Regions from separate parts of the Homo sapiens genome. Here regions 2, 3, 4, 5 and 6 are each linked to region 1. Evidence: chromatin loops called from intact Hi-C (ENCODE). Cell type or tissue: PC-3. All regions are shown on one strand. Each heading gives the region's core, and the rest is flanking DNA. Links, peaks and the distances in the headings are about the cores only.

What was found. Hi-C counts contacts between places; a loop is a spot of excess contacts. Peaks named below come from ENCODE experiments on the same cell type or tissue, not always from the same donor. Only the 100,000 strongest peaks of a DNase experiment are listed, where the experiment ranks them.
Region 2: a loop joins it to region 1, with 10 times the contacts of the local background. A loop is called at or near these places in 12 of 110 quality-filtered maps.
Region 3: it touches region 1 in a loop (7-fold over the local background); 8 of 110 quality-filtered maps call a loop at or near these places.
Region 4: it touches region 1 in a loop (5-fold over the local background); 3 of 110 quality-filtered maps call a loop at or near these places.
Region 5: it touches region 1 in a loop (4-fold over the local background); 12 of 110 quality-filtered maps call a loop at or near these places.
Region 6: it touches region 1 in a loop (8-fold over the local background); 4 of 110 quality-filtered maps call a loop at or near these places.

The regions. Positions count from the first base shown.
Region 1 is chr20:56,627,990-56,633,197 of GRCh38, reverse strand. It overlaps TFAP2C (transcription factor AP-2 gamma), which reads right to left and starts at 3,892. Exons shown (of 7, transcript NM_003222.4): 1 at 3,606-3,892; 2 at 1,508-1,993; 3 at 1,342-1,393. The coding sequence starts at 3,653. RefSeq lists silencers at 3,571-3,865, 3,922-3,981. In PC-3, for the core only: CTCF peaks have their summits at 1,658, 2,612 (motif pointing left), 2,819 (motif pointing left) and 4,597; DNase peaks (open chromatin) are centred at 2,487, 3,017 and 3,967; H3K4me3 peaks cover 4,000 bases; H3K27ac peaks cover 3,125 bases.
Region 2 is chr20:56,972,079-56,977,286 of GRCh38, reverse strand. It overlaps LOC105372683 (a long non-coding RNA gene), which reads right to left and starts at 2,652. Exons shown (of 4, transcript XR_936898.3): 1 at 1,865-2,652. In PC-3, for the core only: CTCF peaks have their summits at 2,502 and 2,711 (motif pointing right); a DNase peak (open chromatin) is centred at 2,676; H3K4me3 peaks cover 784 bases.
Region 3 is chr20:56,548,035-56,553,242 of GRCh38, reverse strand. No RefSeq gene overlaps it. Among named protein-coding and RNA genes, the nearest start is that of FAM209B, 17 kb to the right of the region's middle. In PC-3, for the core only: a CTCF peak has its summit at 2,446 (motif pointing left); a DNase peak (open chromatin) is centred at 2,432.
Region 4 is chr20:56,686,566-56,691,773 of GRCh38, reverse strand. It overlaps the pseudogene RN7SL170P. Among named protein-coding and RNA genes, the nearest start is that of TFAP2C, 60 kb to the right of the region's middle. RefSeq lists an enhancer at 888-1,483. In PC-3, for the core only: CTCF peaks have their summits at 2,718 and 2,917; DNase peaks (open chromatin) are centred at 1,753 and 2,253; H3K4me3 peaks cover 451 bases; H3K27ac peaks cover 1,879 bases.
Region 5 is chr20:56,985,139-56,990,346 of GRCh38, reverse strand. It overlaps LOC105372683 (a long non-coding RNA gene), which reads right to left. Exons shown (of 4, transcript XR_936898.3): 3 at 4,985-5,208; 4 at 4,543-4,887. Among named protein-coding and RNA genes, the nearest start is that of BMP7-AS1, 230 kb to the left of the region's middle. In PC-3, for the core only: no CTCF peak of the experiment used is centred there; DNase peaks (open chromatin) are centred at 606, 2,186, 2,856 and 3,196; H3K4me3 peaks cover 1,102 bases; H3K27ac peaks cover 2,451 bases.
Region 6 is chr20:56,802,071-56,807,278 of GRCh38, reverse strand. No RefSeq gene overlaps it. Among named protein-coding and RNA genes, the nearest start is that of TFAP2C, 180 kb to the right of the region's middle. RefSeq lists enhancers at 1-514, 1,767-2,638 and a silencer at 2,352-2,646. In PC-3, for the core only: no CTCF peak of the experiment used is centred there; a DNase peak (open chromatin) is centred at 2,658; H3K4me3 peaks cover 519 bases; H3K27ac peaks cover 3,405 bases.

The DNA.
Region 1 (5,208 bases), core at 783-4,782:
ATAATAAGAGTCTCACTCTGTGGCCCAGGCTGGAGTGCAGTGGTGTGATCTCTGCTCACTGCAGCCTCAGCTTGCGGGCTCAAGTAATTCTCCAGCAGGTGCCCACCACTACATCCAGCTAATTTTTTGTATTTTTAGTAGAGATGGAGTTTCACCATGTTAGCCAGGCTGGTCTCAAACTCCTGACCTCAAGTGATCTGCCCACCTTGGCCTCCCAAAGTGCTGGGATTAGAGGTGTCAGCCACTGCACCTGGCCATGGCTGACTTTTTAAAAAAGCCCCCTACTTCAGAGACAAATCTAATCTGAAATTCACAAGTTAACACCTTGGGAAGTTAATTAGTGAAGATCCAAAGCTTGGAGGGTTTCTTTTTTTTTTTTTCCTAGCAGCTGCTGAAAACTATTTAATTAGAACATTTGTTTTCAGAAGACTGCTTCAATACTAAATAAACGGTGAGTTTTTTCCCCTCAAGAACAACCAAAATCATAGGACACATTAAGATTCTTTCCAAAATTTTTCAGTGCAGTTGATCACAGTAAATTTAATCATCCAAACTAATACGTTCTAAGTTTACTGAAAATTTGTAGTCTTTTCTGAGTTTTTCTTTAAAATCCATTTTTCCTCCATCCTCAATCCATTTAAGCAGTTCAAGTAACAGGCCAAAACTACCTTCAATTTAGGCCTACTCTATTTCCCAAAACAGTCAAAATGGTAATCCTGGTAATCCTGTCAGTTAAGTAACTTAATTTCATAAACCACTCACTCACCAAGTAATCCAATTTTCCAAATCCCCTCCTCCCCATCCTGCAAAACTCTCCCTCTGACAGATCATTCCAAGCTCTGTTCCTTTTACAGGTATTCATTTGGTAGGCCAAATTGCTTCAAAACTTTTCTTGCAGGTCAGAATTAAGGAGGTTTTCCATACACGTGTTTGAAATCAAAAATAAAATCACAACTTATTCAACAATTAAAATTGTTACAGAACCAACCACTCAACGAAGGTGTGCCTGTGACTTTTTTCTTGTTGTTTTTCAAGTTAAATCAGTGTTCACTCGCTCTGGAAGACTTTCTCTCACATTGTGAAACACCCACTGGAATTCATGGACATTTTTCCAAGAAAAAAAACTAGGCAGTAACAACTCCGGAGATGAAGAGACAGCTCCTAGGAGGTCGGAGGGAAATCCCTTTCTGTCACTCCTAAAATCTAGCTTCCATGAATCCCTTTCAGTCCCTTCTACCACAAATGTCCCACGCTGGCCACCAAATACCCCCAACCTTGCCAGTCAACTTCACAAGCCCAGATCGTGTGACCAGAGTTAGACGATGCCACCTTGCTATTTACCTTTGCGAATGACTGTCTGATCGTGCAGCAACAGGTGCTGGTCGTCGACATTCTGGGGGAGAGAGGACAAAATTCCCTTAAGTTCGGGGGAGCCTAGAGGAGTGCGGGGTGGGGGCAGAAGGCCGTAGGGTGAACAGGTCCGGTCAGGAGCCGCAGCGCCGCTCACCTGCACCTCGTCCATCTGGTGAGGCATGTCGTGGAGCCCCAGGTTCTCGGCCAGGCCCGCGGCATCCAGGGCGTGTGCGTGGGGCAGCAGCAGGTCGGAGCGGCGGTAGGCATCCCTGCGGGCGCTCACCGCGCCCGCCTCCAGCCCGGAGAGGTGGGGCAGTAGGCCGGCCGGGCGCCCGTGGTGCGAGGGCAGCCCCGCTCCCTCCTGGCTCTGGCGGCCGGGCCAGGCCTGCTGCTGGCTGCCTGTGGGCGCCGGCTGGTGCAGGGGGTTGATGGCGGCGGCGTACGCTTCCCCCAGATGCGAGTAGGGGTCGGCCGACTGGGAGTAGGCCAGCTGCTGGTAGGGAGGGGGAAAGTAGGGTGGCGGCTGATATTCGGCGACTCCAGTGTGGGAGAGGGGTGGCGCGGGGCTGTAGAGGTGCTGCCCGGCGGAGGAGAGGTGGGGGACCCGCGGATTCCCATTGCTGCTCCCGTCGTGGCGATCCTGGAGGGAAAAAAAAAAACAGGAGACCCCGTTAGTGCGAAACCCCGCTACTGCGAACTGGCCGGCATCGCCGGGCTACGCAGAGGGCCCCGGGGGACCAACCGCACCCCGCCCGGCGGGGCTTGCCCAGGGTCGGAAGGTACCCGGGGGCAATGCGCCCCGAGGATTTCGTTGTAAGCAAAGAGTGCGGGGAGGGAGGAGAGTCTGGTGAAAGACCTGGGGGAACGAGTTCTCAAAGCCCGGCGGCGAAGGTCTAGGCGCTGCTCCCAAGCCCGAGGCGCTTGGAGGCGCCAAGTCCGAACCCTGGGTCTTGGGCCAGAAAAGTCCGTGGCCGGAGCCCGGGGCGAAGGAGCCAGAGCCCGGGGCGAAGGAGCCGGACGCCCGGTGCAGAGCTATCTCGTGGAGCCCGCCCATGACGCAGGGACTGCTGGAGGTGGCAGCGCGGCAGGCGCGGATAGAGTGCGCGGCGCGGGAAATGCGCACCTCCCCCGCCCCCGGGACCCTCCCTTCCACGCCCTCGGGACAAAGACCTCCGAGCGGGCGGCGCTCGGAAAGCAGGGCCCGCCACCCTGCGCCGCCCTGGGAAGTGAAGAGGGAGCGCGCGCACAGGGCGGCCCTCCCTGCTGGCCGGGCCCAGCCGAGGGGAGTAATAAGTGGGGGCGCCCTGCACTGCCAAGGGCAGTGTTCTCGCACGTCGGGGCGCAGAGGGGGCATGAAGAACCCTGGAAATTGGGCAGCCTTGCCCGCGCACGTTCCCTCGCCCCTGGGCGGCCCGACTCAGTTTCTAAAGGATGCGTCCCCATCTGCCCAGGGGTCTCGGGGCGCCGGGAACCTGGAGGAACATGGCGCTGTCGCCTCCTGGCGGAAGCGCCCGGGCCTGCGGGCAGGGGCAGCCCTCCAGGGCCCGGAGGCGCAGTGAACTCCCGCGAGTCCGTAGCCCGAGCTCCGCGCTCCCGGCGCCCCTGAGCTCGCCTAGCGCTGCCTGCGTCTTCTTCCTCTTCCCGCTCGCCGCCTCCTTCTTCCCTCCCACTCTCCGAAACTCTAGCTCAACCTGTCCGACAGGCTGGAGCACTCGCGAGCTCTTACGGCCCCATCTGGCCTCGGGCACCCCCACCACCACTCCCCAGCCCCCACTTCTTTTGAAAGCCAAACTTCGGTTGTTTTCGTGCTTCCCCGAGGAGGTAGCGGGGCAGGTGACAAGCCGGCCTTGGAGGAGTGTCCGCCAAGGTGTCGCTAGCAGGTAGCCTCATCTGACCCCTTTGGACAGAGACTTCGTGCGTAAAAGCCACGTCTGAGGGTTGCAGACGGGGCACTTTTCCGAGAAAACGGGAAGCAGGGCTGTTTGCCGCTTAGGAAAGCGCCCGGTAAGCTGTGTGGGTGGGATTTGCCATTCTCTTTCCAGGCCTCGTTCCCGAGGGGAGGCTATTTAGGAAAAGGCCCTATACAGGAAAGGGGCCCCGCAGAAATGGACTAAGGGGTGTCCGGAGAAGTGGATCCCGTCCCACCGAGAGGCCAGGGCTCCTATGCCCTCGTCCCCGACCTCGGTCCAGTGGCCCCTGCCTCCCGGACTGTCCTCGGCGGGGCGGGGCTGCACCCCGGAGCCCCAGCTCACCTCGCAGTCCTCTTCGTACTTGACATTATCGGTTATTTTCCACAACATGGCGTCCGGCGTCCCCCAAAACAGTCGCCAGTTAAATCCAGGATCCCCCCAGCCCCCAAGCGGTAAATCCAAAATCGGGGTCACGGTGACCAGGCGTCTGCCGCCGCCCCCGCCGCGCGCGGGCCTTGCTGTCCGGGTCACTGGACACGCATCGGCGGCTCTGCGAGCGTAGATGCTGCCGCCGCGAGTGTCAAGACCGCTCCGCGGACGGGGAAAGCCGCGCCCGAACAGTGTGTCCTGGCGATAGCCGGGGGACCCGAGCGCCTTAATGAGAAGGAAATTATCATAACTCCTCCCCGGGGGCCGGCGCGGAGGCCCAGGCGCCGGGCGGGGCGGCCCCCAGCCAGTCCCAGCCTAGCTCCGCCCCGCACCCGGGCCTGGCGCAGCGCCGAGCCCCACGCTGTGAGGGACGAAGCGCGGAGTCAGTGGGCGGTGCCTCGTTGACAGCCGAAGACCTGCGAGGCCTGGGTCCCCCGACGCGCCTTCCTTCTGTCACCTCCACCGTAAACACACCTGAGATTGGCAGAGCTGGGGGAAGGGATCCAAATACTGAAACCCACCCCTCTTTCGCCTAAACGGCCTTCACTCGTTCCTCCAAAAGACGGATGTCACCTGGAGTTAAGAAACTGCGCATTTGGGGAGCGACTCAACAACCGGGGTCTCCTCATCTCCTAAAAACACATCCCATCCCACCTACACCCCACTGAGGCTTAAGGTCTGAGCTGGGATCATGCAGCTGGAGCCCCAGTGCGCCAGAGACGCCCAGTTCCCTCCGTGGGCACAGCGCGGTCCCGGCCCCCGGGCGGGAGGAGAGAGGAAGGGACTCCTGGGGAGTCTGCCCCAAGGGCCGCAGAGGCAGCAGACGGTCCTACCCGCCCAGGAGTTGCGGACAGCGGCGTCTCGCCGCTGTCGCCCGAAGTGGCATCTCCCGCGGCTGGCTGAGGCCAGGGGGAACCCGCGCGCACTGGACCAGCCCAGCGGCCCGGCCCTGCCCTGCCCTGCGGAACGCCGGCTCTGCAGCTGCCTCTGGCGGGCCGGTCACTCAGAAGCCTCTACTCGCCCTGGGAAAGAAGCGCCGGGCAGGAATAAAACCCGAGCGCCACGGGTAAGGTGAGGGTGAGGAGGTGCAGGAAGTTGGGAGAGAGCCTGCAGAGAGCTCTCGACTGGAGAGGTAGACACCCAGGTCCCACATGTTTAGACAGAAAACGAAACTTCCTTCCACACAAACGCTGCTTCCCTCTCCCCTTCGGTACTTGCCACCCAAACTTGAAAGCAAAGTGCAATACTAATTTTTAAAATTTAAACTAACGAAATTCTTTGGCCCAGTTATTATGCAGCAATTGACTTTCATTGTAAGGGGAACATCGCTAATTCTCGAGGGCGTATTTGTTGGGACGCCCCAACTGGCTCCCTGGGCTGGATTTAAACATTCTGTGGGGATTAGAGGACAAGACTATTTCTATTTGATACTGAATACGATTTTGCAATAATCAATGCCTATCAGTACGGTGTCCGCACCTGCAGTAGACATGACTCTCCCATCCACGGAATGGCG
Region 2 (5,208 bases), core at 767-4,766, 340 kb before region 1:
AAGAACTGCCTTGGGGCCTTTGTACAAGCTGTTCCCCCACCAGAGCATGCTCTTCCCTTTTTGTGATGCTGTCATCTCCCACCAATCTTGACCTTTCCATTCCCAAAGGGTCCCCTGTCATTCTCCTTCAGGAGAACTTTCAACCGCTGGGATGAATTATTTGTACAAATATTCCTTTAATCTCTGTCTCCCCCACCGGACTGTAAGGCAGGCCGACAGGCACAGGGGCTCGGCTCACTCTAGTGAGCTCTGGGTCCAGCACTGTGCCCAGCACACAAAAGGGGCACAATGGGTGATTTCCATGACAAAGGCCTGGGTAGTCCAGAATCTCTGGGCTGTAGGCCTCAGTTTCCCTGCTTACCCCTGGTGGGGATCTGGTCACTGGATAATCACTCCTGTGAAGACACAGGAGCCCCACAGTGTCCACACACCTGTCATGGGGGACGGAATGAGCTGGGGTCTGGGGCTCCACATGTCGCTCAGGAAGTGCTGGGTTCCTGCCCTCTGGGGGCTGGCATTTGCCTCCCACTTCAGGGAGGAAAATGATGGAGGCTGATCATGCAGGGCAATGCCCCAGAACAGGACTTTACGGCACCCCAGAGAATGCACAGTCCAGCCAGCCGATGGCCGAGAAAACCGTGGCCATTTCCCTCCTTTTACAGGATAGTGATCAAGACCCAGTTAGGGGAAGGGGCTGAACATGCCAGGCCCTTCCTCTCCTGGATGCTGGCCACTTTCCCACACTCGTGCAACAAAGACGTGCTGGGCTCTGCTGTGTGCCAGGCCCTGGCTTGGTGCTGGGGATACACTCATGTGGGAGGCGGGTCCCAGTCACACGGTGCTCACAGGCTGGTGGGACAAAAACAGGCTACAAAGAACAAGGAGAGCAGAGACACACACTAGGCCAACCCGCCCGGGGGGATGCCAGTCTCTGGAGCCCAAGCTAGGCCAGAAGAGCAGACTTGTCTGCCCCTCCGTGCTCCTCCCTTATCTGACCCCCATGCTCCTCCCACATCTGACCTCCTCCTGTTCCTCCCCTATCTGATTCCCAAGTTCCTCCTCCATCTGACCTCCTCTGTTCTTACCCCATCTGACCCTCCATGCTTCTCCCCGATCTGAGCCTCCATACTCCTCCTCCATCTGACCTCCTCCTGTTCCTCTCCCATCTGACCCTCCATGCTCCTCCCTCATCTGAGCCTCCATGCTCTCCCCCATCTGACCTCCTCCTGTTCCTTCCCCATCTGATGCCCATGTTCCTCCCTCATCTGACCTCTGTTCCTCCCCATCTGACCCTCTATGCTCCTTCTCCATCTGACTTCCTCCCGTTCCTCCCCTATCTGATCTCCTGTTCCTCCCTCATCTGACCCCCACATTCCTCCCCATCTGTGTCTCCATATTCCTCCTCCATCTGAACCTTCATGTTCCTCTTCCATTTAACCTCCTCCTGTTCCTTCCCCATCTGACCCCTCATTTTCCATCTCCAACTGGTCCCCATGTTCCCCCCATCTGACCCTCATGCTCCTTCCCTGTGGGATCTTTAACATGCTCACCCAGCTGGGTGTGGTGGCTGATGCCTGTAATCCCAGCACTTTGGGAGGCCGAGGCAGGCAGATCATGAGGTCAAGAGATCAAGATGATCCTGGCCAATGTGGTGAAACCCCGTCTCTACTAAAAATACAAAAATTAGCTGAGCGTGGTGGCAGGCGCCTATAGTCCCAGCTACTTGGGAGGCTGAGGCAGGAGAATCACTTGAACCTGGGAGGTGGAGGTTGCAGTGAGCCAAGGTCACGCCACTGCACTGCAGCCTGGTGACAGAGAGAGACTCCATCTCAAAAATAAATAAATACATAAAAAACATGCTCACCCAGGCATCATCTGGTCCCGTGGATGTGGGACCTAGAAGAACATTTCTTGCAAACACTTTCTGACTTTAGTTCAAGACTTGAGAAGAAAATTCATGTCTTAAGTCATAGGGAAGAGTCTTCAGATATTTTCTATCCTTCACTCCCCAAAACCCACTCTTCAGACGAAGCGTGGGAGGAAACTCGGAGTGCAGAGGAGTCTCAGCCTTTGGAAATGGGGAGTGGGGAAGACAAGCGCTTTGGAGTCTTCTAGAAGTCAGCATCCACACACATTTTCTCACCGACAGAGATCTGGCATGGGACAGCTTCTAGGTTGTTGTGAAACCTCCACAGGCGCCTGTTTTTCCTGTTGGGCTCATTTGCATGGAGAAAGACACAGGTGCGGGAGGTTTTGAAACTGGGCGAAGGAGCGCAGAACCCACACAAAGCCAAGCCCAGCTTCCACTGGCAGCCAAGGATCCCTGCTGGCGGTGTGGGGCTTCCTGCCGCTGTCCTGACTTTCACGGCTTGAGAGTCACCCCTGGAGACTGTGTTAGTTATTGGAGTTATTGCCCCTTCTGAAATCATAGATGCTTTTATAACCTCTTCCACAGAGGACAGTCTGTCAGCAACATCTTGGGTTGTGCAACTGGTGGCAATGCTATTGTTGCCCCGAAGGGACTGCATGAATCTCGTTAAGTGAAGAGGGTATCGCAAAATCTTCATCTCCGCCCAGCGGCATTGTCTTGCCCTGCCCCGTTTACCCCGATTTATCCTTTGGTCTTCAGTGCGCCTATTATTCACATTGAATGACGTTCACAGGAATCTGAATCCTTGCCCTGGACGTGCCTGTCCATTTAAGCCAGAAGGGGGCAGCGTTTTCCTGCCAAGTGAAAGGCTTTAAAAGCTAGAGAATTGGGGTGGAGGTGGCAGTGGGGAGCTGTTCCGGGGCAGCAAAGTCTGTGTTGGTTGTCCACACCACAGTAGTGTGTTGAAATGGCTTTGCTAACCCTGCATGACAGGTCTCCAAGAAGGTCGGAGGGCCCAGAGGGAATAACTGCAAAATCTACTCTCTCCATTCCTTCAACACACATCTGCAAATCAGAGTAGGAAAGCCAGGTGCCCCTTCTGTTCAAAAAGAAAAAAATCCTTCAAAGCAAATGATAATGAATGTGAGATGGGGCGCGTTGAGATGGGGCGCGTTGAGATGGCTGAGAAATTCATCTGTGATTTTACTTTCTAATGCACATAGAGGCTCAGCAGCGTGCTGGAGATGGTAGTAGAGACCTGGCTTTGAAAGCAAATTCTGCAAAGGTGTGTGCTGGGCGAGGCCATCCCTCAGAGCTTCCGTTTCTGCATCTGCAAGTGGGGATAACAAGAAAAGCAGCACTTCCAGAGTTGGATGGGAAATGAAAGCTCTGGCTCATGGGAGGCGCTAAGTGACTACCGTGCGTGCGTGCACTCGAGAGGTTAGATTTGTGGGTTTTAATTTTCATTCCTCGGCATAGAACACTTTTTTTCAGGGTGCAATCATACCCAGAACCACACAACACTGGCAATATGGATGGGAGACGTGGAGATTTTACATAATCTACTTAGCTTATCCTACAAATAAAAACACTGAGCTTATTTTGCAAATAAATGCAGCTTTAAGACGGATGCCCAGGCCTCCCCCTAGGTATGTCTACAACGTGTCTCCTAGTTAAGGATCCTGGCGCTGTCCCTGCTGAAATCTCAAGGACATGGAAACTGAGGCCACAAAAGGTGGAAGGAGGCTTTTCCATCCCGGGGGCAGTCCTGAGAAATCTCCAAGGACACCTGGGATCTGGTCGGGTTTGAAAGTCACTGGCTTTTGATCCTTGGAGAGAAAAGGAGGGAAAACACTGAGCTTCAGGGCCAAGGCCATTCTGCCCACTGAGCTTTGGGACTTCAGATTCCAGAGCCCTATCACTCACCCAGAGGCCTCGGGAGGTCCAAGTCATGCTGAGTTCTCAGGATCCAGCCCTGTGGCCTTGGCAGAAATGAGATCAAGTCTCTCATCCTCATCTGACTCAAGGGGATAGAGTCTGATTTCCAAGTACGGCTTCTCCTTTGGATGCGCCTGAGAGTTTGCCCAAGTCCCATTAGTCACTAACAAACCAAGAAAAGCCCAAAATGGAGGGGGGAAGCAAATTGAAGGCACCACGTTGGCACCTGTGCCCCCACCCCCACGCCTATCTCCCGTTTTCTGTTTAGCGGAGCATTTGCCAGGAGCCAGTTTCCATGGGACCCTCCTCACCAGCCAGTAAGGAAGACAGTGCTGAGACTGCAGGGGAAGCCATGTAACTTGCCCAGGGTCACACCCGGGAGGGGATGCAGGTGGCAGGTATGGTGTCATCTGGCACTGTTCTTTCCCTCAGCCTATGGGTGGGGGGTCCTGGGTGACACCTCGCCTGGCACTGAAAGTCCCACTTAGAAGTCTGTTTGAGGGTGCCTGCTAGGCCTGCCTTCTGCAGAGGCTGGAAAAAGCAGTCCCAGATCTGAAGTGGGGAAAGGAGCAACTGGAAGATTCCAAAATGAGCCCCTGTCATTTGCTTGGAAGGCAGGACAATTGTTTTCTGCATTTGAAAGGCCAGCTCCCTGGAGTCTGCCTTCACTGCAAAGGGAGCAGACTCAGACTCACCCCGGGCCCCTCTGCCTTCTGGGGCCCCAAATGGCGAGTGGGACCCTGTGCTGCCAGCCTGGGGCAGAGGGAAAGTGCCTGGAAGGCACTCCGCTCCCCAGATGGAGTCTGAAGTGCTCCAGCGGCCAGCTGAAGGTGGGAGACGCCAGGTTTTGCTTTAAAAACAGATCCAGGACAGGTACAGTGGCTCATGCCTATAATCCCAGTATGTTGGGAGGCCAAGGCAGGCAGATCTCCTGAGGTCAGGAGTTCAAGACCAGCCTGGCCAACATGGTGAAACCCCATCTCTGAAAAAATTAGCCAGGTATGGTGTCACGTGCCTATAATCTCAGCTACTCGGGAGGCTGAGGTGGGAGAATAGCTTGAACCTGGGAGGCGAAGGTTGCAGTAAGCTGAGATCGTACTACTGCACTTCAGCCTGGGTGACAGAGCAAGACTCCGTTTCAAAAAACAAACAAACAAACAAACAAACAAACAAAACAGACCCAGGACAGTGGAGCAGATGGATCTGCATTTGGATTCTGCCTTCACTACTTAACTGTGCACCTCTGGGCAAATAAGAGGGCCTCGGCATGTGTCACCTACTCCACAGTGGGCCTGTCTCTGGGCTGACACCTGACCATGCCTGTAATTCACCTAGCGCAGATCACGAATAAGCATCAGCATGAATATTCTCACTCCTGCCGTGCCTGGTTGGTAAAGCCA
Region 3 (5,208 bases), core at 371-4,370, 80 kb after region 1:
TGCTTGGCTCATGGGAGTCAGTTAATATTTAGAGAACAAATGGATGTCTGGCAAGGTAGGTGGGCTGAGACCAGGCTGAATGGGCAGGGTGGGGAACCCAAAGTTGTGCCCACTGTCCAAGTCACACAGTTTCTGTTCCCTTTTTTTCTTTTCTTTTTTATTTTTGAGATAAAGTCTCACTCTGTCACCCAGGCCAGAGGGCAGTGGCGTGATCTAAGTTCACTGCAACCTCCACCTCCCTGATTCAAGTGATTCTCCTGCCTCAGCCTCCTGAGTGGTTAGGATTGCAGGTGCCTGCCACCACACCTGGCTAGTTTTTGTATTTTTAGTAGAGATGGGGTTTCACCATGTTGGCCAGGCTGGTCTTAAACTTCTGACCTCAGGTTATCTGCCCACCTCCGCCTCCCAAAGTGCTGGGATTACAGACATGAGCCACTGCGCCCAGCCTACAGAACTGTTAAGTAGCTCAAACATGATCAGAGCCTGAGGACCCCCTGAAGGGCACCCTGCACAGGCTAGTTTTCTGCCAATGGCCTCCACAGACCTTCTGGTCCATTTCAGAGTGGTACACAGCCCTACCTGACTGCACGTGTGCCCTTTCTGGGAAGGAAGGCTTGTTGCCCGCCACTCCCAGATTGTCAGAGCCCGCTGGGTCCAGAGTCCAAGTGTTACAGGAAAGGGGTCCTGATCCAGACCCCCAGAGAGGGTTCTTGGATCTCGTGCAAGAAAGAATTCAGGGTGAGTCCATAGAGTAAAGTGAAAGCAAATTTATTAGGAAAGTAAAGGAATAAAGAATGGCTACTCCATAGACAGAGCAGGCCCGAGGGCTGCTGGTTGTGCATTTTCATGGTTATTTCTTGATGATATGCTAAACAAGGGGTGGATTATTCATGCCTCCCCCTTTTAGACCCTATAGGGTAACTTCCTGACGTTGCCATGGCATTTGTAAACTGTCATGGTGCTGGTGGGAGTGTAGCAGTGAGGATGACCAGAGGTCACTCTTTTTGCTATTTTGGTTTTGGTGGGTTTTGGCTGGCTCCTTTACTGCAACCTGTTTTATCAGCAAGGTCTTTATGACCTGTATTTTGTGCTGACCTCCTATCTCATCCTGTGACTTAGAATGCCTTCACCATCTGGGAATGCAGCCCAGTAGGTTTCAGCCTCATTTTACCCAGCTCCTGTTTAAGATGGAGTTGCTCTGGTTCACACACTCTGACACAAGCTCCTCTCACGATCAAATCCTGGGATCACATCTGGCCCATGGTAGCCATCAGTAAGTACCTGGTGAATGGGTGATCTGCGGTGAGAGGAGTGAGCTGAGGACAGCTGCTTTCTGGGCTTCTGAGGGATTTGATTTACTCTCCCATGGCTCTCCTTTCTCACGGGGACAAATCCAAAGTCCTTTCAGTAGCCTACAGGGTCTCCAAGGTCCACACCCCGCTCCAACGCTGCTCGCGCCTTCTCTCCCTGCACTGGCACCTCCATCATGCCAGGCTGCTCCTGCTGCGGGCTCTCTGCTGGCCCATTCCTCCTGCCGTACACCCTCCCCTCCCAGCTTGTCCTTACAGCTTCCTCTCTCAGTCAGCTGCTTCTCAGTGAGCCCTTCCCTGATCACATTGTTTAAGGTTGTAAACTAACTACCCTGCTCACCACATACACACACACACACACACACACATGCACGCATGCACATATATGTGCACACAGGCACGCACACACACCCTATTCCCCTTCTGTGCTTTCTCCATAGCACCTACGCTCCCCAATAGACTATGTATTTGGCTTTTGTATTTCCTTACTGTCTCTCTCCCCCAGGAGAATGAAAGCTCTATGCAGGCTGATGGTTGTGTTTGTTTTTAAATCTCTTCATCCCAGTGCCTATAACAGCACATAGAACAAATATACACTTACTGTATGAATGAATAATCAAATGAAAAATGTTACTTGCTAATAAAAATAATGTTACTGTTCCTACTAGTATTACAAATGCTAGTTGTGGCCTGAGTGGTGGCTCATGCCTGTAATCCCAGCACTTTGGGAGGCCGAGACAGGAGGATCACTTGAGGCCAGGAGTTTGAGACCAGCCTGGGCAACATAGTGAAACCCTGTCTCTACAAAAAATTAATAAAATTAGCTGGGCATGGTGGCATGTGCCTGTAGTCCAGCTACTCGGGAGGCTGAGGCAGGAGGATCACTTGGACTCGGAGGTTAGGTAGAGGCTGCAGTGAGCCAAGATCAAGCTACTGCACTCCAGCCTGCACAAGAGAGCGAGACTGTCTCAAAAAAACAAAAAACAACCTACAAAACAGCTAGTTGTTGTGCTATTAGTCATTTAGAAACATTCTATTACTTCAACTTACACAATTGTTATCAAAGGCCCCTGAAGCAAAATCTGGAAAAAGGTGTGCTCACTGTTGTCTGTGATGGGCTGTATCTGCCATCTAGTGGCTCTCTCTAGTAACTGCAAGCCGCGTAAGCACCGGTTCTAACATTGATGCTGCGGGGTGAGATGTCAGCCAGCTCTCCAGCCATCTAGCCACACATCAGTCTCAACACTTGTACTAGCATCTCTTGTGAGAATACAAATTGGCACAATCCTTTTAAAGGGAAATTTGGCAATACCTAACACAACTGCATATGCACTTACCTTTCTAACCTACGATCACTCTTCTAGGTATCTACCCTGAAATTACAGCTTCAGCAATACCAAAATACACAGGCACAAGGTTAGGCCCTGCACTGTTGTTTGTCATTTCAAATGTTTGGATGCTCCCTGCGTGTTCATATCTGAGAGCACAGCTGTGTAAACTATGGCACGTTCACACAATGAAGTTCTGTACAACTGGAAAAAAAGAAGAGAAAGACCTCTGTGAGCTGACATGGAGTAGTAACCTGTGGACACACTGCCAAGCGAAAAAGAGCAAAGTCCAAAAGAATATCCATAGTGTCTACTCTTTTTTTTTTTTTTTTTTTTTGAGATGGAGTCTCACTCTGTTGCCCAGGCTGAAGTGCAGTGGTGAGATCTTGGCTCACTGCAACCTCTGCCTCCCAGGATCAAGCAATCCTTGTGCCTCAGCATCTTAAGTAGCTGGGATTAAAGGCGTGTGCCACCATGCCTAGCGAAATTTTGTATTTTTAGTAGAGACAGAGTTTCACCATGTTGGCCAGTCTGGTCTTGAACTCCTGACCTCAGGTGATCCACCCACCTCGGCCTCCCAAAGTGCTGGGATTACAGGCGTGAGCCACCGTGGCAGGCCCATAGTATCTACTGTTCATGCCATATCCAAAAGGAACCCAAAATGAAATACAAACACTAACAAATGAACCTAACAAATAACAAATGAAATGAGACCCCATCTCTACAAAAAATAAAAAAAAAAAAAAATAGCCAGGCGTGGTGTTGCACACCTGTAGTTCCAGCTACTCAGGAGGCCGAGGTAAGAGGATAGCTTGAGCCCGGGAGGTCAAGGCTGCAGTGAACTATAATCATACCTCTGCACCCCAGCATGGGCAACAGAGCAAGACAGTGTCTCTAAAAAACACACAAAACTACAAACAACAAATAAGTAACACAACCACCTAAAGGGGCCAGGGAAGGAAAAACGCATTAAGTAACTTTGGGTTTTTTTTTGGTTTGAAACTGAGTCTCGCTCTGTCACCCAGGCTGGAGTGCAGTGGCACGATCTCGGCTCACTGCAACCTTCACCTTTCGGGTTCAAGTGATTCTGCTGCCTCAGCCTCCTGAGTATCTGGGATTACAGGTGCGTGCCACCATGCCTGGGTAATTTTTGTGTTTTTAGTAGAGATGGGGTTTCACCATGTTGGTCAGGCTGGTCTCGAACTCTGACCTCAAGTGATCCACCCCCACCTTGGCCTCCCAATGTGCTGGGGTTACAGGTGTGAGCTACCATGCCCAGCCACACTGAGTAACTTTAGAAGATAACATCGTGACTGGATACTGTGAGGCTCAAGATGAAATGAGCTGTCCCCAAATGTGCAATCTAGTTAATACATATGTTCTTAATGGGCTATGGGTTTGCAACTCTTTGTATGTGTACTAGAATTGAACACTATATTAGGATTGCTATAAAGAAATACCTGACACTGGGTAATTTGTAAAGAAAAGAGGCTTAATTGGCTCACAGTTCTGCAGGCTGTACAGGAAGCATGGTGCTGGCATCTGCTGGGCTTCTAGGAAGGCCTCAGGAAACTTACAGTCACGGTGGAAGGCAAAGGAGGGGCAGCTACGTCACATGGCCAGAGGAGGAGCAAGGGGGTGAGGGGAGATGCCACACACTTTTAAACAACCAGATCTCACAAGAACTCACTCACTGTCATGAGAACAGCACCAAGGGGATGGTGCCAAACCATTCATGAGAAATCCACCCCCATGATCCAATCACCTCCCACCATGCCCTACCTCCAACATGGGGGATTACACTTCAATATGAGATTTCAGCGGGGACACAGATCCAAACTATATCAAACATATAAGTAAATATAGATCATGAAAGCCAGGTTTCCTGCTGCTGGAGAAAGAAGCTGTAAAGAAGGGGAAGGAGGATGGCTGGAATGAACCTGAAGTGTCTTTCTAGAATGGAGAGGTCAGCATAGAATCATGGTATTTCACATTCATACACCCAGACAGATGCAGAACCATAGCTGTGTTCGGGGAGAGGCTTCATACACCCATTTATATTTCCTACAAGATGGCCTAAGAGCAATAGCAGCCCAATAGCAACAAGCACACCCAGTAACCAGGTCCTGGCTTCTAAACACCATTCTCCAAGAAAAGGAACCTGGCCCCTTGGGGAAGTGGCTGATTCCAGGACGAAGGCAGGCAATGAACCAGATGAGCATGGAGCATCTTGGGTTGCCAGAAAGTAAGGAATTGCTCAGAAGAGGAAGGGGCTTGCTCACATAACACAAGTGCCAACCCAAAGGAGCTCCTAATGCCAAAGGTGGCAAGGTTGAAGCCAGAAAATAACAAAAACATCAGATTTTAATAGAATAAAATAAACACCCATAAGTCCATACTGAAATCCATCCATCAATCAACAGCGAAGGAACAGCTCTTCCTTACAGCAGAATTCCAATCAATAAAAAATGTAGAAGGAGAGGAAAATTGAAATCACCATTAGGTAAGCACCAAACCCTGCGGAAATAGTTGTTGCAGCCAAGGCCCACCGATGCATGCTCAGCTTAGTG
Region 4 (5,208 bases), core at 799-4,798, 59 kb before region 1:
GTAGCCCAGTCAACACATGAAATTAACCATCACAGTTGTACATAAAATAATGAATCATATCTTACAATCATTCTTTCTCTCTCTCTCTCTCTCTCCCTCCCTCCCTCCTGCTTCTCTCGGTGGTGAAGGGAAAGGGAACATGGCCAGAAACAATGTTAATATTTCAGGGAGAGCTTATCTCCCCAGGGTCAGCCTATAACATGACAAGGCAGGATTCTGATTAGCCCAGCACAGGCCATGTGACAATTCCCATGGACTTGGGGACGAGGGCTGCAGATTACCAGGCCCAGCCCACACTCCCACCTCACAGCACCGGGTCCAAGCTTTCACAATTCACAGTCCTAGCAGAACCGCTCAGAGCACAGGAGGGCCACTGAGGCGCTGGGGGCAGGGAAAGGAGCTGGACAAACACCATCAACAAATATCTTCAGCCAACCCACACTGACGATCCTGATAATCATTCAATGCTAATGCATGTTGACATAGAAAAATGAGTGGAATCAAAGGGACGGAAATAGAAAGCACCCTCAATGCCACTGATCAGCGCCAAATACCATTAACTCTTTGGTGCATTTCCGAGTTTTCTGTGACGGTCCCTAAATGAAAAGCTAAGCTTGTTTTGCTTGCTTGCTCTCCAGATGAGCCCTACTTCCAAAGGGGCCCATTTACATTGGCTTGGGCTCTTCCACCGAGCACGTGGCCTTTGCCCAGCCTGGCAGCCTAAAACAAGAGGCAGGCAGACGGCTTTGCCAGCCTGACCCGCATGCACATGGCCCCCAGCCTGGGCTCCTTCTCAGCAACCCCATTCCTCAGCCCTCCACAGTGTAGTCATGGGCTGGGAGGGGAGCTGGGGCCCCAGGTGCACCACAGACAGCTCCACTCCTTGTCTTTGTTTTGCTCTGGTGGTTGTGAGTGGGTGCATTACTGGGGTACACATGATTGTGTGTACATGCATGCAGGGGCATGCATGTGCCAGGGAGCCTGTGCAAACGTGTGAGCTTATGTGGGTGCAGGGCTGCACTCACGCCTGACCAGGGTTCTGGCTCACCTAGGCCACTTCCTGCTCTGCCACCTGCTGCCACGCCCACCCCACCTGTAGAAACTGATGATATCTTTTCCCTTTCAAAGCTTTCACCTCCCATCGCACGATCTCCATTCAGTTTCCCAACACCGAGGAGGAGATAGCCTAGGAGAAGGTGGCACAGGTGTCATTATCCCTGTTTACAAGATAAAGAATTTAACGCCCAGAGAGCTAAATGTAAAGCCTACGGTCTTATCATACTTCTGTCACACAACCAGTTACTGCTGGAAGCGACCACTCTCTCCTGACTCCTGGGCCCGTGATCTTTTCACCAGAAAGGGGGTTCTCAGACTCATTCTCATTATGAAGCAACACATTCACTGATCCTTTCAACTAAACAAACACTTCCTGGGTGCTTCCTGGAGCTCAAGACTGGGGCCAGGTGCTTTATATGCAATATTCTGAATCCTTCCAACAGCCCAGTGACTGCATTTTGCATAAAGGAAGCTCAGAGAGGTTAGGCCATGTGCTCCAGGTCACACATCTGCTGTAGCGGATGCTGTGGTCCTAAAGGAAGCTCAGAGAGGTTAGGCTGTGTGCTCCAGGTCACACAGCTGCTGTAGTGGATGCTGTGGTTGCAGATCCACCCTTCCAGACCAGGACACTCCATTCCTGTGGCTGCTGGGAGCGGGAGCTGGCAGCTCACAGCCAAGCAACTCCCCAGGAATTGCCCTCAGCCTCAGAGTTGCCTCATCTGATCCCGTGGCCCCTTCCCTGAGGGACAGCTTGCGTCTGATGACTGGTAGATAAGTTTTGGCCTTGATTGATTGGGAACATCTCTTAAGCGCCCACCTGGCTCAGAGTTCCCATGAGGAAGAGCCGAGACCTCAGCACTGCAGCCCAGCTGCTTACCCTCCCTCACAGGTGCAGCTCTTGAGAAAACGCCCCACTAAACTGCCTGCACATAAATCTCTGATTCAAAGTTTGTTTCCCAAGGACGCAAATGCAGACAGGTAACAGGTGCAGGACTGGGAACCCTGAGCCTGGGCCTGAGGGTCTCCAGTGTCTTGGACTCCTCCACCCGACTCTGTCATCCGACCCAGATGCCAACCTGAGGCCTAACCTCTCACCTAGTGTCCCAGCTAGTGGCCGGCTCCTGCCTCCTCCACCAGGGCTGGGAACAGCGTGGCTGTTAGAGGAAGCTGTGGGCTGTCTTGGAATGTGGAGTTGCCTAAAATTCTGGCAGGAGAGCCATTCGTCTTCTTGGAATCTTGACTCACCAGTCTAATTTAACCCCCTGGGGGTGGTGCGGAACCTGCCTCCCTCCTCCCTCCCACTTCTGCCCTCTCCAGCTCCACCTAGAGCCCCTCCCAGAGCTCTCCAGGTGCCAGCCCTGGACTCCCCAGCTGGGTCCTCACACGTGCTATTCCCTCTGCCAGGAATTCTCTTCCATGCACTAAAGACAGGCAGCCACAGCCTCATCCTCCATGTTTCAGCTCAGATCTCCCTGCCTCTTCCCCAGGAAACTTTCCTGATCCTCCCAGACAAGGTCAGCAGCACCGGGGCCGCTGCTTGCCTGACATTCAACGACTTTTCACCCAAACTCCCCGCGGGGCCTGTCTGCCACGGTGGACGTCCAACTCCATAAGGCAGGGCCCTTTTCTGTTCACTGTGACAGTTTCATGCCTAGCTCTGCAGCTAGTAGGGGCTCAATAAACACTTCCTGCCTTCAGGAACACAGGACACCATCCTCTCTGGCCTTCTCTGATATTCAGGAGCTTGTCAAGGAAAGGAGGGTGTTGGGGAAAAAAATTAAAAACCCTCCCAAGAAGTCAAGCATTGCTTTGGAAAGAGTCAGCCTGAGGTTTTGTGCAGCCTGGAGCAAGTCCTTCAACCCCACAGGGGCTCCATTTCCTCACCTGTAAAAGGAAAAGTGGAATCCAGTCCCCAGAGGGCTATGCGGAGACTAAACCAGGTAAGTCCACCCCAAGTCTTCGATTCAAGTTCAATTTTTTGTCTGTTTGTCTGGTTGTTTTTTTTGGTTTTTTTTTTTTTTTTGAGATGGGGTCTGACTATGTTGCCCAGGCTGGAGTACAGTGACTATTCACAGGCGTCATCCCACCACTGATCAGCACAGGAGTTTTGAACTGCACCATTTCCAACTTGGGCGTGTTCACCCCTCCTTTTAGGCAACCTGCTCCTGGGAGGTCAACATATTTGATGCTGAACTTAGTGTGGACACCAGATCAGCATAGCTAACACACTTCAGCCCAGAACTCCTGACCTCAAATGATCCTCCTGCCTCAGCCTCCCAAGTAGCTGGGAATGCAGGCACCCATCACCACGCCCAGCTCAAGTTTTATTTTAAAGTAAATCTTATAACTATTTTCAAAATGTAACAAAAATTAAAACCCATGTGTCCCCTCTCCCAGATTTAAAACACTGAAGATCACCCACGTGTTACCTGACACGGAAAGAATGAATGGTATGGGGGCACATGTTGAGACACTACCTTTGGCCGAATTTGGCTTTAATATCCTGGTTCTCAGTGCTGACCACTGACTCCGTGGTGGAATCACCTAAGACACTCTTATTTTTTGAGACAGGGTCTCATTCTGTCGCCAGGTTGCTGTGATTATTCACAGGCACAATCACAGTGCACTGCAGCCTCAAACTCCTAGGCTTAAGCGATCCTCCTGCCTCAGCCTCCTAGTAGCTGGGGTTACAGGCATGCACCATTGTACCCAGCTGTCAGCCTAAGGCACTGTTAAAACTGCCAGTGTTGGCCGGGTGCAGTGGCTCACATCTGTAATCCCAGCACTTTGGGAGGCCGAGGCAGGCAGATCACTTGAGGTCAGGATTTTGAGACCAGCCTCGCCAACATGGTGAAACCCCGTCTCTACTAAAAATTCAAAAATTAGCCAGGCATGGTAGCCTGTAATCCCAGCTACCTGGGAGGCTGAGGTAGGAGAATTGCTCGAACCCGGGAGGCAGAGGTTGCAGTGAGCCGAGATCGCGCCACTGCACTACAGCCTGGATGTCACGGCAAGACTCAGTGCTGCTCAGGCTGTCCCACAGGGCAATTATATCAGAGTCTCTTGGGAGTAAGACACTGGAATTTCTTTACATTCCCAACGTTGGGGGACAGCAAACATTTAATCAATGTATCATCTATAATCTATCTATTGTATCTATTGAGGTGGGTGTCTTGCTACATTGCCCAGGCTGGTCTCAAACTCCTGGGCTCAAGTCACTCTTCCACCTCAGCCTCCCAAAGTGCTGGGATTACAGGCATGAGCCACTACGCTCAGAGAGAAAATGTTTTCTATAAAGGGCCAGATACTAAATATCCTAGAAGTGAACTGTCCTGTCTCCAGTGCAGCTCATCAGCTATCCCTGTGCTGCACGAAAGCAGCCATAGACAGAAGGTAAATGAGTGGCCACAGCTGTGTTCCAATAAAGCTTTATTTACAAAAACAGACTGCAGCTGGACCTTGTAGTTTGCCAGACCCGGCCCTGGGTGAGTTAAGATTGAGAACTACTATTATAAGGCAAGCATTAAAAAAAAAAAAAAAAAAAAAAAAAAAAAAAAAACCTGTTACCTGTGTGACTCAGATTCCCTCCCTTGTTTCCATCATTAAAACAAATTCGGGCCGGGCGCAGTGGCTCACGCCTGTAATCCCAGCACTTTGGGAGGCCGAAGCGGGCGGATCACGCGGTCAGGAGATCGAGACCATCCTGGCTAACACGGTGAAACCCCGTCTCTACTAAAAATACAAAAAATTGGCTGGGCGAGGTGGGGGGCGCCTGTAGTCCCAGCTACTTGGGAGGCTGAGGCAGGAGAATGGCGTGAACCTCGGGGGGCGGAGCCTGCAGTGAGCTGAGATAACGCCACTGCACTGCAGCCTGGGCGACAGAGCAAGACTCCATCTCAAAACAAAAAATAAAAAAGGCAAGCATAAAAAAAAAAAACCTGTTACCATTTGCAGCTACTCCCTGTGTGACTCAGATTCCCTCCCTTGTTTCCATCATTAAAACAAATTCGGAAATAAATGGGATGTTAAGGTTTGAGCAAGTCATCTCTCAATAGTGATGATATATTTCAGTTTGCATGGGACAGTCTCCGTTTATACCTGTTTTCCCCACATAATTAGTAAAAGAGCCCAGTTTCACTATCAAAAAGTCCT
Region 5 (5,208 bases), core at 539-4,538, 360 kb before region 1:
TCTTGATGACTGCAGGCGGAGTAGCAGGTTTCTTGGAACTGAGATACCCTGGCCCATCAGGTGGAGGGTCAGTTTCAGAAGCTCAGTGATTACAGGAGTGGTTGCCTCCCAAGTAGCTTCCACAGTCTGTAGAGGGTCCCAAGGAGCATGCCCTAACGTGCACGTGGGTGGCAGGAAGAGAACAGAGACACTGAAAAGACTGAACACACTGGTTCTTGACCAGAAGTCATGTTGTCCCCCAGTGGACACTTGGCAATGTCTGACATTTTTAGCTGTCACATCTGGGGAACGGGTGCCACTGGCATCTTGTGGGTAGAGGCCAGGGATGCTTTTAAACATCTACAATGCATAGAACAGCCCCTACGCGCCCCCCCGCCCCCCCCACACACAATTACCCCAGCCTCAAATGTCAATAGTGTAGAGATCTAGAAGCCCTGGAACAGGGAGGTTGGAGGCCCAGACAGACCGAGCCTCAGTCATGGCTCTGCTCAGGTTTCCTGTGTGACCTTGAACTTCTTATTAATAAGCCTCACTAACTCTCATTTTTCTGTAGACTGAAGTTAGTGGAAGTAGCATTCTTTCCAGGGTGGGTGTGAGGTTTCAGTGAGATGATGTGAGTCAAATGCTTAGCTCATGCCTGACACATAGTTACATCCTCACCATGTCTCAGCTGCTGTTGATATCCACCTACCTGTATATCCGCCTGAACTATGCAAAAAGAAGGGGTTTTGCAAACTTTTGCATGCAGGCTTAGAATTCAACATTAGCAGGACCCTGACACAGCAAACTTCCAAGCTATGAAGTGAATCAATGTTCAGGTTAACCGATGGAAATCACTTTTCTTTTTATGAGTGTGCGTCTCGATGCCTTGCATTTTATTTGACAATAGCCCCATCAAACCTAACATGTTGTGCCTTCCCAGCCCTCAAAGTGAAGATGAAAAGAGCCATCAAAATGAACAACTAATAAGCAAGTGCACGTCTTTCCCTGCTGTCCTCCTCATCAACCTCGCTTTGATGTGAGTCTTTTTTTTTTTATCTTTGAGACAGAGTCTTGCTCTGTCGCCCAGGCTAGAGTACAGTGGTGCAATCTCGGCTCACTACAACCTCCACCTCCCGGGATCAAGCTGTTCTCCAGCCTCAGCCTCCCTAGTAGGTGTGATTACAGGTGCCCACGACCATGTCAGGATAATTTTTGTATTTTTAGTTAGAGACGAGGTTTCCTTATGTTGGCCAGGCTTGTCTCGAACTGCTGACCTCAGGTGATCCGCCCCACATCAGCCTCCCAAAGTGCTGGGATTATAGGTGTGAGCCACTGTGCCCAGCCTGATGTGAGTCTATAATTGATTATTTAATGGGAAAAAAAGCCAGGTTAGGTTCTGGGCTCCAGCGAACACAACCAGGACTAGAGAGAGGCCTTGAAATAGGAAAGTGGGGGCCAGAGAGGCAAGAAATATTAACAATGTGGAAACTTACTTAGAGAGTATTTGTCTTTCAAATGATCTGATCCTTTTGTCCGGGGCCATTACAATCTGGAGGAGAGGATTTTTCAATTAGAGAAATTAGTGCCTTCCCTTCGTGACTGGCTTCAGATTCAGACCCAGAAGGAAGAAAGTGTTCTTGAATTCCATGAAGTAAAAGAGACAGTTTCCATGATGTAAGCCGAGGAGGGTAGAGACTTGGCAAGACATCAGGTCAGATATCTTTTTGCGGGAAAGGGGTCCCAGCCAAGACTAAATTAGAATCCACTCTCTGTTGGAGTCAAAGCCTCGGTTGATCTGCAGAGGGACAGTGTGGGAGGCAGTGCTCTGAGCGTGGGCCCTTGGGCAGAGGGAACAGGAAGGTATCTGTCCCCCTGGGGGACCCCCGCGATGGAGCTCACTCCATCTAGAAAGAGGGGCTGCAGCTGAAGCCAAGGGAAATGCTCTCTCCAGGGATCCCGAGGTTCTGGAAAAAGCTTCATCGCTTTGTGGCCAGGCAACTGAGTGTGGCCGCCTTTAGGAGAAGGCGGAGGCAGCACAGCCTGGGTGGTACGTTGGTGTCTGGGTGACCTCAGGAAGCTGGGACATAGTGCCCAGGGCAGGGAAGCAACGTCTTCACGGGGCCACGGGACAGGAAATCAGGAGAGCGGGAGAGCTGGAAGGGATCTCACTCCGCAGCCTCATTTTAGAAAAACAGAAACTCAAGCCCACAGGGGAAGCCTCTATAACAACTCACGCTGATGTCGGCAATGGCAGAAGCAGAGATAAGACCAGGCGCGGTCTGAGCCCTGCATGAGTCACAGCTCAAACGACTGTCACAGCAATAATAACACTGTTATTCCCTCCGCTTCACGGGTGAAGAAACTGAGGCACAGAAAGTTGAAACATCGTGCCCAAAGCCAGAATTGGCCCCATGAGCTGTGAGTTGGGCGTCCACGGGGTCTCCCAGCCTCAGTGTTACAGAAACGACCCACCGGAGAGAAATTCTGTTCTTCCTTTGGCTGTTAAATCTCAAGAAATGTGATCTTTCCTTTATTCTAGTCTTAAATTTTAATTTGTTTTATTTAGCAACGAATAAAACAAATTTGTTCCTTTTAAAAAAACAAAATCAGATGCAGAAACCCAATATGAGAAATGGATAAAGATAGAGCAGCTTCTAATTAAAAAAAAAAAAAAAGATAATTTTCTTTTACTTATCAGATCGGCAAACATTGTGAAAGTTGATAATCTCCAGTGCTGGGGAGAGTGTGGGAAAAACCAGCACTCTCATGACTGTGGTGTTCACGGGAGTGCATGTTTGCTGCAAGATTTTTGGAGAGCAATTGGGCAATGTCTGTGAAACATCAAGAGCCACATTCCCTCTGACCCACCAATTTCTCTTCTAGGAATTTACCCTACGGATACTTGCGGTGGAATCACAAGAGGTATGTCCAGGGATGCTCATCATAGCATCATCTGCGATGGCAAAAATGCTGAAGACGACCTATTAAGTCCATACACAGGGCAGTGGTTAAAACATGGAACTTTGTGCACTAGAAATCTCTGCAGATAGTCGACAGAAGGAATCAGATGTAAATGTGCTGATACAAAAAGATAACCTTTTAGTTAGGAAAGTGTGCTAGTCTTAAGTACACAGCTTGAGTAATTTTTCCATGTGTCTACACCCGTGTAACCATCAAGATCGAGATGGAACATTCCCGTCACTTGAGAGGGCTCCCTGTGCTCTTTAGAATCAGTCACGCCCTCTCCCCACACAAAGGAACCATTCTTCTGACTTTGGGGGCTGTTGAGTAGTTCTGCCTGTTCTTGAACTTCACAGAAAAGGAATCACATGGTGTGCGTTCTCTTATACTTGGCTTCTTTCACTTAGCATAATGTTCTTGAAATTCATCCATGTTATGTATACATGAGTGCTTTGTTCCTTTTCATTGCTATGTAACATTCTATTATAGGTTATAACACAATTTGTTATTCATTTACATATGGGACATTTGGGTTGTTTCTACTTTTTGACTAATATAGTAAAGCTGCTCTGAACATTCTTGTATGAGTCTTTTTGTGGACAAGCTGCTGAGGCAGTGGATAGGTGTATATTTAACTTTAATGAAAACTGCCAATCAGTTTTACAAAGTGGTCCAACTAATTTACAATTCTCACACCAGCAATGTATGAGAGTTCTTATTGCTCCCGGTCCTTGTCAACACTTACTAGTGTCAGGTTTTTTCTTTTTTTAGTCATTCTGGTGAGGGGTTCTCATTGAGGTTCAAAAAGATTTGTAATTTAAAAAATCAATATGCAAGACCATAGCTATATTATGACTTTTTTGAGTAATATTACATAATATAATACATATATGTATTTTACATATATAACAACATATTTTAACAATATATGCACTTATCTATAAAGAGGTTTTCAAAGAAAAGTTTTCTGAAATAATAAATATGTTACAAAGAAAAATTGGAATTGGGATAGGGAGGGAAGCTTTTACTTTTTGTTTATTTCTGTAATGTTTAATTATTTAATCATATCAGTCAAGTTTCAAAGCAAGAAATAGAAAACATTCCAGGGTTTAATGTAAGAAACACGGTGCTTGCAAGACCACTGGGAGCTTTGGGGACTGGAATCCAATGTGTTCTTCCAAGAAAGACTCCCATAGCATGCAGAACTGGCCTTGCATGGGGCTACAAACTCTGAGGTTGCCAATAGAACCACAGAGTTCGAGAGCACATGACCGTACCTGCTTCTCAACAATGAACAAGCTGGAAAATGCACAGGGGGTTGCAGCTGCAGTAAACCCCATCTCTCACATCCAAAAGGGGCAGGACAATGGCACCTGCCTCACCTTCCAAATTCCACACAGGTACATCCATTTAGCAGAATCTAATTCACATCCAGAAATCTAGCTGCAAAAGAGTCCAGGAAATATGATTTTCATCTTTATAGCCTCTGCCTTACAAGCAGGGATGCTAGAGGGAGGGTGGAATGGAGGTGGAGCATATTCATCAGAACACCTACCATGCTAACCTCGTGCAATTATATTAATGAAAGTAGGAGTTGTCTTGGGCTTAATCTGTACCAATTTTATTTTCTTCTTTACATTTTCATGTACAAAGACTACACATATGTGTGTATAAATTTTTGAACAAAAAGCAGAGTTGTTTCAAGCTGAATTGAAGGAGAAAGCAACCCTCACCTTTACTCCTCCCCAAGAAAGACCGAGAGACATCTCTTTGGAAGTCCCAGGGCTCATAGTAGTGGAGTTGAAAACCTCAACTCTGTGTTAGTTTGTTGATAAAAATCCACACTTCTGTAGCACCTTAGAATTCAGGTGCCAAAGTCAGTCAGCATCCCACTTGCCACTTTATTTATGACTGAGTCATGGATGAATCACTGGTTTGGCTTCTCTGTGTATCAAGAATAATGCAAGGAAGAAAATTAGTCAAGAAAGCTCCACCATAGGTGTCTTTTTTTAAAAAAAGCAATTGTAAATCAGATTCCTACCTGCTTGGCAAGTTTTCCTTCTCTAATGAATCCTTTTTGATTTCTCTGTGTGCTTCAGGTAGTTACTAGGTACACTGATTGTCTATTATTGATAAATTTTGAAGTCTAGCCAGGAACATTATGCAAGTTCCTTGGCCAGGACTCAGTCCTGTTACTGCTGAAAATGATTCTTTACAGCTCTTGGCTCTGTCTTCTGGGTTCTTGCTTCTAATCCCTGAATTATC
Region 6 (5,208 bases), core at 619-4,618, 170 kb before region 1:
AGGGCTGAGCCAGCAAGTCGTGTCAAAAACGCAGTGGCTGGCCGTGTCCCTGCCTTGATCAGCTGTCCTGGTGGGCCTGGGGCTCCCTGAATAAACTGCTTTATGCCGCCTGTGCCCTGCAAGTGGGCGGCTGTCCGGCGGGGCGTGACTGCCTCTCCTCACTGTCTCCTAATATCCAGTCTTACCCCCAATCCCCCTGCCTCTGCAGCCCCTCCCCCTCTTGGTCTACACAGCAGGATTTGCTTCTCCATCTGTCAGGGTTATTGGAAGCTTCTTCAGCACGAAAGTACTCAGTGCCTTCTGTGGGCCAACACGCTGCTGGGCTCCGGGGAGACACCATGGGGAACAGACAGACCTGCTCTCACGGACCTTACAGTCTAGTGGGGAAGGAAAAGGCTAGAGGAATAAATATCAAGTTGTAAGTTGTGACGAGCTCAGCCAAGGAGGTAAAGAGGATGCTATGAGAGGCCAGTCACAGTGGCTCACCCCTGCAATCCCAGCACTATGGGAGGCCGAAACAGGAGAATCACTTGAGCCCAGGAGTTTGAGACCAGTCTGGGCAACATGGCAACATCCCATTGCTACAAAAAATGTGAAAATTAGCAGAGTGTGATGGTGTGCACCTGCAGTCCCAGTGACTCGGGAGGCCGAGGTGGGAGGATCACTTGAGCCTGGGGAGGTTGAGGCTGCAGCGAAGTATGGTGGTGCCCCTCCACTCCAGCCTGGGCTACAGAGCAACGCCAGTCTCAAAAAAAAAAAAAAAAAAAGGAGGGTACTATGAGGCCACAGGGACCAAGCTACACTCGCCAGGTGGCCCGGGCAGGCCTCTCTGAGGAAGGAGGGCCAGATAAGGGGCCATGCTGGGGGGAGAAGGAGGTAGCCAGGGACAAGGTCCAACCTGAGGCAGGAGGCAGGGTGCTGAGCTGAGCCCCCGCTGTCCCCAGGGCTCTCTGTGAACTCACTCACTCACTCTCCCGAGGAACGGGTGAGCCAGCATCATCCGTGCCCTGCAAGTAAGACGGCTGCAGAGAGGCCCAGCATTTTGCCTAAGGCTGCTGAGCTTATAAGTGGCAGAGGCAGGATTTGAACACAGGCCACTCACCTGGCCCCAGAGCCAGTGTGTATAATAGGCCACCTCACCCTGGGGGAGGCTGCCGGCATGTGGCGCCACTGCTGCAAAGGCCCTGTGCCTCTGAGGCGCTGGCTACCTGCTTGCCTCTCCCAGAGCAAGCCAGGCAAGGCTTCACCATGGATCAGAAGGCACCCATCTCCCTGCCCAGGGGTGTCGAGCCCCTTGGCACCACAGAAAGGAAGGAAGTGAGGGGATTGAGTCACTATACCTGGGGAAACTGAGGCTGAGAAGAGACTCCAGGTCCTTGGAGATTGGAGGGATGTGGGTCCTGATCCATCGGTCTGTGCCCAGCTGCCTCACCACCGCCTCTCTCCTGATTTGGGCTCCCCAGGCCCCAGCATGGAGCCTGCAGCCTGGTGCCCAGTAGAGGCTTTTTGATTAATTCACTGACCATCAATTTACAAGGTTTTCCTCAGCTTGGACCATGAAATCTGCATATCCACACCTGGTCCCTACCAGGGTTTTCAGTGTGTGTCGAGGTCAGAGTGTGTGTGAGTGTGTCTGTGTGTGTGAGGGGGAGGAAGTGTGTGTCTGTGAGTGTGTCTGTGGGGGGGAGTGAGTGTGTCTGTGTGTGGGGGAGGGAGTATCTGTGAGTGTCTGTGTGTGTGTAGGGATCGGAGTGTGTGAGTGTGTCTGTGTGTGAGTGTGTCGGGGTTGGAGTGTGTGTCTGTGAATGTGTCTGTGTGTGAGTGTGTGCGGGAGGCAGTGTGTCTGTGAGTGTGTCTGTGTGTGAGTGTGGGGGGAGGGAGTGTGTGTGTGAGTGTGTGGGGGGAGGGAGTGTGTGCCTGTGAGTGTGTGAGGGGAGTGTGTGTGCATGTGCATAGGAATGAGAGTGTGTCTGTGTCTGTGTGTGTGTGTGACTGTGTCTGTGTGTGAGTGCATGAGCATGTGTGTGAGAGTGTGTGTGCACGAGTCCCACCAACCTTGGGGAACACTGGCCCAGAAGAAGCAAGTGTATGTGTGTGAGAAAGCATGTGTGTGCGTGTGTGTGTGAGTTCGCATTTTCTGGGTGTGTGTGTGTGTAGAGGGAGAGTGTTGTGTGAGACTGTGTTTGTGTATAAAAGTGTATGAGAGTGTGTGCTTGCATGTGAGAGTGTGTCTGGGTGTGCATCAATAACCATAAGGGTGTGTGTATGTGTGTAAGCGTCTGTGTGTGAGTATGTGGATGTGTGCTGAGTGCATTGGCAGTGCGAGAATGCGGGGAAATGTTTGTGTGAGGATTGTGCCTGCTTGTGTTGCACGGACCTGTTTTCCAGCAGCTACCAGACAGGTCGGGAGTGTGAATGGGCCGATTGTTAACCTCAGAGGCAGGGAAGGAAAGCAGCCTTTTGTCCTGCGGGGAGCTGAGAGCTAGGAATGCGAGATGCTAAAGGCAGCAGCTTGACGGTGGGGGCTCCCCTGTTCACGCAGACGCCTTGCCTGGGACTGCACACATTCCCAAGCTTGCCTGTTGCCTTGGAATTGACCCCACAGAAGGTGAAATGCTTTCTAAACCATGACTGATCAAATTGCTGTGTTTTACCTGCGTCACCATTTCCTAAATGTAGAAAAGCAGGCTTTTCTGGAAGAGGGAACGTGAGCCTTGCTGTGGGATAGACATCTGTTACGATTTTGATGAGCCGGGTTTACATAAGCCAAGTCATACAGTCGGCCCAAGAAAAAGGACGGGAAACACACGGGGCTCATGAGTTGACAGAGCTGTGAGTCAACAGGTCTCCACTGAGCACCCCCCGGATGGCGTGTGGAGGGAGAAGAAGGCTGAACTGGCCGGGCGCGGTGGCTCTCGCCTGTAATCCCAGCACTTTGGGAGGCCGAGGCGGGGGCGGATCATGAGGTCAGGAGATCGAGACCATCCTGGAAGGCCAAGGTGGGCAGATCACGAGGTCAGGAGATCGAGACCATCTTGGAAGGCCGAGGCGGGCGGATCACGAGGTCAGGAGATCAAGACCGTCCTGGCTAACACGGTGAAACCCCATCTCTACTAAGAATACAAAACATCAGCCGGGCGTGGTGGCGGCGCCTGTAGTCCCAGCTACTCAGGAGGGTGAGGCAGGAGAATGGCGCGAACCCGGGAGGCGGAGTTTGCCGTGAGCCGAGATCGTGCCACCGCACTCCAGCCTGGGCGATAGAGCGAGACTCCGTCTCAAAAAAAAAAAAAAAAAAAAAAGGCTGAACTGGTTATGATTGGTTTATAAAAATCAACAAATCAACACCTGGGACGATGAGTGTGGAGAAATTGATGTAATTTCTTTGGCATCGGTGGCTTTCTCATCTGTAACATGGGAATGTTGGTAACTTTTCATGGGACTCTTTAGAGTCTTTTTTTTTCTTTTCTTTTTGAGAAGGAGTCTTGCTCTGTCACACAGGCTGGAGTGCAGTGGCGCGATCTCGGCTCACTGCAACCTCCACCTCCCGGGTTCAAGTGATTCTCGAGTGTCTCAGCCTCCTAAGTAGCTGAGATTACAGGCGTGCACCACCAGGCCCAGCTAATTTTTGTATTTTTTGTAGAGATGGGATTTCGCCATGTTAGCCAGGCTGGTCTCCAACTCCTGAGCTCAAGTGATCCGCCCACCTCGGCCTCCCAAAGTGCTGGGATTACAGGCGTGAGCCACCATGCCCGGCCAACCACTGGAGTCTTAGACCTGTATGCATTCGCCCATCCATAAAAACAGAGGCTTGTGCTTATCACTTGGAACATGGCCTGGCCAGCAATAATGACTGCTTCCCGGGTAAGGATTGTCGTTATTTCTACTAAAAAAAAAATAGCACCTGAAAGCATAATTTTTGGATGCTAGTTGTGTTTTCACTACTATGCATTTTTGTAATAAAAATGTCCACCTGGGTACCAAATTACATTGGGGCTACCAGTCCCAGCCTAAGAACGGCAGCTCTCATAGGACCACCAACCTCGGGGAGCACTGGCCCAGACGAGGCAGGTGCGGGGCTCCCAAGGTGATGCTTTGGCGAAACGAGCCTCTCGGGGTCTCTTGCCTGAACCCACTTGGCGTGCCCCTCTCAGATCCTCTCGTGTTCCGTTCTCCTGCTCCTGTGCCCCCAACCCCCAGTTCCACCGTGGTTGTCTGCTCCTGTTAGCATTTCCCTCTGCCACGGTGAGATGCCGAGCGGCTGAAGGCCCCGTCAGTCCCTTTCCCACTACGCTGAGCAGGCGGATGAATCATTTTTGATTTTTTCCCCCTTCGCTGGCAAATCGGAGTTGTCAGCACTCAACTCAAAAAGCTGCCGTGGGGAACATCCCCGGGAGGTGGACGTTGTCAGGGCAAAGGACTTGTCGCCAAGGAGACTACAGCCCCCGAGCCCACTGATGGGGTGCAGCCTTGACCCCCTCCACAAAGGGGCCTTTGTTACATGATAGGGGCACCCCAATTTGTAGGCAACATGTGTCACAGGTGAGTTAGCTTCAGCCCTGCAGAAAATTCTCCCCATCATCAGAGCAGAGTTTTCCAACCCACTCCCTCCTTCGTCAAACAAATTGCTTCATGTGCCTTTAAGTCTAAAAATCACATTTAAATATTTGATTCGCTGCCATGAGCCGAGGAGAAAAACGTCTATTGATGGATGCTCTGATGAGCTATTTGGAGAATGTCTCCTCGCTGCTCACCCACACAATTGTGGACATGCCTCTTTCCACTCATGCGCTTTCAAGAAAGTAAAACAAACAAAATGCCAAAGAGCTCAAGGTGCACAGGCTGGTGGCAGGGATTAAGGTGTAGAGTTTGCAAGGAAGCCGCTGAATGATCCATTTTATACAGGTTTTGTCTGTTGATTTTACAGGGAGATTGTTTTTTTCGGTAAACATCATTACATGGCAGTGTGTGTTTTCATTTCTTTCCGGAGAAATGAAAGACATTTGTAGCTGAAGAGATAAACTCCCCGTGCTTTTCAGATTTTTTTTATTGAAGTACCAGGAACACGGCCAAGGAGAAATGAAATTCGAGTGCCCGGGAGATCGCCACAGCTCTGGACGGGGCTTAGGCCCACAAAGTCCTGGCCACCACGTGAGAAGAAAGTTTTTGAGAAGCAGCCATGCGAATCAACCCAAAAATTCCAAGTAAGAG